Linked DNA regions of Mus musculus: region 1 is linked to region 2. A link is a loop called in an ENCODE intact Hi-C map of the cell type or tissue named here. Cell type or tissue: left cerebral cortex. All regions are shown on one strand.

Region 1 (2,500 bases), 170 kb after region 2:
GTGGAAATTCTAAATATGGAGCTGGGAGGGGAAGTGGGAAATCCCCCTCCACCCCAGCCCTGTGGCTCTCCACCTTACCTTACCATCTGACTTCTGGGGCCTGGGTGCTGGGGATGGAATGCATGAAGGCCTGAGGACTGGGGAATGGAGACTGCATTCTATTTTAAATTACATCAAAAAGGAATCTGAGGGCTGTGGAAATAGCTCAGTTAGTGGTGCTTACTAAGTAATCATGAAGACCTAAGCTCTGATCCCCAGGGATGGTGTGGCACACAAAATCCCAGGGCTGAGAGACAAAGAAAGAAGGATCCCTGAGGTCTGTTGGCCAACCAGCCTGGCCAATTGTGAAGCTCCTGCTTCAGTGAGTGTCCCAAGTAGGGTGGGAGGCAGTGAAGGAAGACACTGAGAATTGGCCTCTAGACCCCATGTGGATGTGTGTGGGCACACATGTGCATGCACGAATCTTATCCATGTGGATGTGTGTAGGTATAGACATGCACATGTGTGTGCATACAGGACTATTCTCTGCTATCCTCAACCATCTTTTGTTGAGCTCTGAAATGGCTACACTATACCCCTGAGCATCCAGTATCATTGGAAACTTCAAGAGACACTGGGCTGGTGACCATGGTGACCCATGAAGCCTGTCGTGGGACCATTCAAGAAGGTGCTGGATGTGTTGGCCTAATTTTGGGACCATGCCATCCAGCCACAAAAACATCCCTGAACTTTAGGGGAGGCATGGGTAACTTAAAGACTGCTGTGTAGTCTCCTTTGTTGGCTGCCCAACCCTGGAGGCCCTGTCCCTAGCCGCGCCTGCCAACAGAGGCAGAACCAGAAGTCAGGCATTTCCGATGGCTCTTCCCACCGGAGAAGGAGGCCAGGAGGCCATCGGGTGATGGGAGCCCTAGCACCAAAAGTTGGCCTCCAAAAATAGCCCTTTCATCCTGTGTTGGGGGCTGTGGGCTATACCCCTGCAGGAAAACAGACAGAGCATATGGAAGCTTCCAATGACTGCACGAGGTACCAGCTGGCCTTTGAACCTGACAATCCTGTCTCCACCATTGTGCAAATCACACACATACTCAACTCCCAGTCCACAACTGAGCTAGGCTGGGCCTCACAGGTGTATGCCCAGGAATCCTCAGAGGGAACTCTCTCTTACTCTGGGCTAGGAGAGCTGTGGCTACTGCCCTGGGAGCATGTCCCTTAGAGATGCTACTGTGTCGCTATCATGGAGGCTGTGCCTGGGTTGTGAGCAGGCATGACTCACAGGCCTGCTCAGCGGATTCAGCCTCTGGAGCAGTTTCCTGCAGATAAGCCCGATATACAAGGGAAACCTGGCCAGGAGGGTGTCCTTTTCAGAGCACTTCCTCCAAGCCCCCTCCACCCCCGCCCCCCCCCCCGGGCTCATTTGTCATTCCAAGCATAGTTTCAGCTGCACTAAGGGATTTCCTCATTAAAGTCAACTTCCTCCTAGGTTAACTACACCTCTTGGCATCTGAGACCATCCCATTTTCTGATTTATTTATTTATTTATTTAACTCCAAGTCTCATGGTGGGTGGGGCTCTACTGCCCTTTGGGTGGACCTGCCAGCACCTAGGCAGCCTGGCAGGACAGGGCCTCCTGTACAGGCTGCCTCTCTAAGGCTTTCTCCTGCAAGATGAAGTTTTGGCCTAGACTGTATTGAGGGCTGTAATGGTGGGGGGTGTGGATGTTCCATATTAGCTTGCAGTGCCCCCACCTCCCTTGGCCCTAGCCAGCCCCAGCCCTGTAGACTGGATTCCCATCTAGATCTGCCAGGCACAACTATGGGCTCCCAGGAAGTGGAGGCAAGGAGACCCCTCAAGGCAATCTTGAGTGGGGTGAAGGACAAGGGGCTTCCCTTAGGACCTAGCAAGGTTGCTTGAGATTAAAAAGTGAAGCTAGAGAGAAACAGCTCACTGGGTTGTGGAGTACTCAGTGAAAGGCCCAAGCTCTGCTCTTTGTCTCCAGGCCTTTCACATCCTGCAGCTCGGTGAATTTTAGCCAGGATAGGTGATTTCCCAGAAGAACTGCTGGTGCCGGCCTGGCAGGCTTTTTCCCAGATGGAACCAGATAAGATGAGTTGTGTTTGGAGCTGACCACTTAGTCAGGAAATGAGGTAGCACTGTGGGCTATTTTAGGGCAAGATTCCAGAAGGTCCTCTTCAGCCAAGTAGAGGCCACCATGGCCTTCCTGCTGGGAAGAGTAGACAGTCCACATTGTATAAGGTACCTGTGCCTAATGGGACTTGTGGGCCTGTCTCTAGAATGGGGGTGGGGTGAGGTACAGACTTACCAGGGGCATTCTGACAACTGGACAGAGGGGGAATGGTTGTTTAACTCAAAGCCAGCTGGATGGAGCAGGGGGCTGGTGCCATGAGATCCGAGATCAAGCAGAAGGAAGAAAGAGTATAGATGTGGGAAAATGGATGGGTGGATGGACAGACGGATGGATGGATGGATGGATGGATGGATG
Region 2 (2,500 bases):
CCACCAGGGCAGGGAAGGTGTGGCAGCTGCTCAAACTGTGACTGAAGAGAGGAATGTGTAGCCCGCATGAATGTTGGCACTGTCTTCAGCTCCCTTTCTTTTAATAAAGTCCAGGAGCCAGCCATATGGCACATTCCTTTAATCCCAGCACTTGGGAGGCAGAGGCAGTCAACTTTATAGTTGACTGGATGACTTTTCTTGGAAAATGGAATACAAGCAAACAAACATGACTTCAAATGACAATAACAGATTTTAGTTAAACAGACAGACCCATCTAAATAGAGACAAACCATATGCACAGCATCCTAGTCTCCCTTCAGTGATTATAATGGAACACCCAAGGCCGGGGACTTTATGAAGGAAAGAGGTCTATTTTGTGAACAACTACAGAGGTTCCAGAGCACAGCACAGACATCTGCTTGGCTTTAATGACACTGTCATAAAGGATGACTGAAATGTCTGGAGTGTACAAGTGGGGAGATCCCATAGTACGTGGAAGCGGACCAGAGGGCAGGGGTCAGCCTTGTTCTTTGTTAACAATTTCCCTTGGGAACTAACTGGGCTCCTTTGGGAAACTTAATCTCATTGGAGGAGGGACTCCCAATGACCTAATACCTTCTCATTAGGCCACTCCGCTTTTTTTGTTTGTTTGTTTGTTTGTTTTCAAGACAGGGTTTCTCTGTATAACCCTAGCTGTCCTGGAACTCACTTTGTAGACCAGGCTGGCCTCAAACTCAGAAATCCGCCTGCCTCTGCCTCTTGAGTGTTGGGATTAAAGGCATGCGCCACCACGCCTGGCTAGGCCTCTCCTCTTAAAGGTCCCACAATGTGGCAACCTTTTCACACTGGGGACCAAGAACATGAACCTTTAGGGGGCACACTTCAGCTGTCTCAAACTATAGCTAGAGGAGGCAGCATCAAAGACCCTATTTGTTACATTTATTTATTTGTGTGTGTGTGTGTGTGTGTGTGTGTGTGTGTGTGTGTGTGTGTGTGTGTGTGTCAGAGAACAACTTGCTGGAGTTGATTCTCTCCTTCTACTTCATAGGTCCTAGGGATTGAACTCAGGTCTTCAGGCTTGGTGGCAGGTGCCTTTGCCTAATGAACCCTCTTTCTGGCCCAATACTGTATAAGAGTCACACAGAGCAAGGGAAGAAAAGCAGGAGCCTTTGGAGCTGCAGCAGCCACTGTGGGCATACAGGCAGGGGGTGCTGGTTTTCCTCTGTTCTGTTTCAAGTACCACCACCAATGACAGTGTGGACAGTACAGATCTCAGCACTGGTAGGAAGTCACAGCCTGAAATCTCAGCCCAGTTTGGGCCCCAGACTTCAGGCATCTTCCTTGCTTGGCCTCCAGTGCTGGTCCTGGGAATGAGTCACAGGTTCTAAAAATAAAGTGGAGGGAGCTTTGAAACTGTGTGCTTCCTTTTTAAGCCAGCTGTGCTTGCCTAGGGATCCCCCCGACTGCTGGGTGCGGGTGTCAGGAAAGGCTTGGGGGCCTCTGCCTGCCAGCAGCTGATGGGGGCTCTTTCTCCATTAGCAAGCAACAACATGTGCTGGCCCCTGTGCAGACTCAGCCCTGCGCACTGGGAAGCTGGGATAGTCCCTGCCCACAGTGGCTCCATACTGTACCGAATGGAGAACTCCATGTGGGGAAACAGCTACCATATGGGAGGAGAGTCTTGGGCTGTACACAACAGCAGGGTGCCAGGGAAGCACACCCACAGAGGGAGGGAGAGGGAGGACTACAGTTCTGAGAGGCAGATGGGTGAGGGACTGATGCCCCGGGTCAAATATGCAGGGTAAGCAAAGCCTGAAAACCAGAGGACTAGATCAAGAAGTGACCCTCAGCAGGGAATCTTAGATAACTCACCACCACCACCACGACAAAGATCACCTGGGCAGAGTCCTGGCCATCCTGTGGCTTTGACTCTCCAAAGCTGAGGCTCAGAAACACAGCCAACCAGCTTCCCAGGGAATTCATCTGTTTCCCAGAGCTTGGGCATGCTGATCTTAACACTGCATGCATGGAGGAGAGGTGAGAGATATACAATACCAAGGCGGGTTGGATCCAAACTGTGAGGGATTTGATGGTTGCCTAGGAGTTTGAACAGTAGTGCACACGCAGGCAGGAGAGAGCTATCAGGGACTTAGAGGCTGGGGAGCAGGAGACAAGTGCCTTAGGTCTGGATTGAGAATTAGTACTGGGAGCCATGAGGGTGATTGGCTGATGAGGGGGCTGGACTACTGCAGTGGTGTGAGAAAGGGTTAGGGGGTCCGACAGAGTTGCAGGGAGAGTATTTGACTAGGTGTCCCTTAGATTCAGGAGGGAACCCTGAAATAATTACAGGAGACACATGTAGAGTGTAAGAGAATAGAGGGGAGGGAGGGAGGGAGGGAGGAGGAAGAAGAAGATGGAGGAAAGAAGATAAGACGAGGAGGGAGAGGAGCAGGAGAAGAAGGAAGATGGATGGAAGCTAGCTGGCAGGAGGAAGGAGATA

Evidence for each region. Hi-C counts contacts between places; a loop is a spot of excess contacts. Peaks named below come from ENCODE experiments on the same cell type or tissue, not always from the same donor. Only the 100,000 strongest peaks of a DNase experiment are listed, where the experiment ranks them.
Region 1: a loop joins it to region 2, with 7 times the contacts of the local background. A loop is called at or near these places in 3 of 42 quality-filtered maps.

The regions. Positions count from the first base shown.
Region 1 is chr7:145,024,463-145,026,962 of GRCm38, reverse strand. No RefSeq gene overlaps it. Among named protein-coding and RNA genes, the nearest start is that of Gm46023, 43 kb to the left of the region's middle. In left cerebral cortex, no CTCF peak of the experiment used is centred here; a DNase peak (open chromatin) is centred at 1,252.
Region 2 is chr7:145,197,441-145,199,940 of GRCm38, reverse strand. It overlaps a transcript of Tpcn2 not described here. Among named protein-coding and RNA genes, the nearest start is that of Smim38, 9.4 kb to the left of the region's middle. In left cerebral cortex, a CTCF peak has its summit at 1,196; DNase peaks (open chromatin) are centred at 329, 1,410, 1,615, 2,002 and 1 more place; H3K27ac peaks cover 1,915 bases.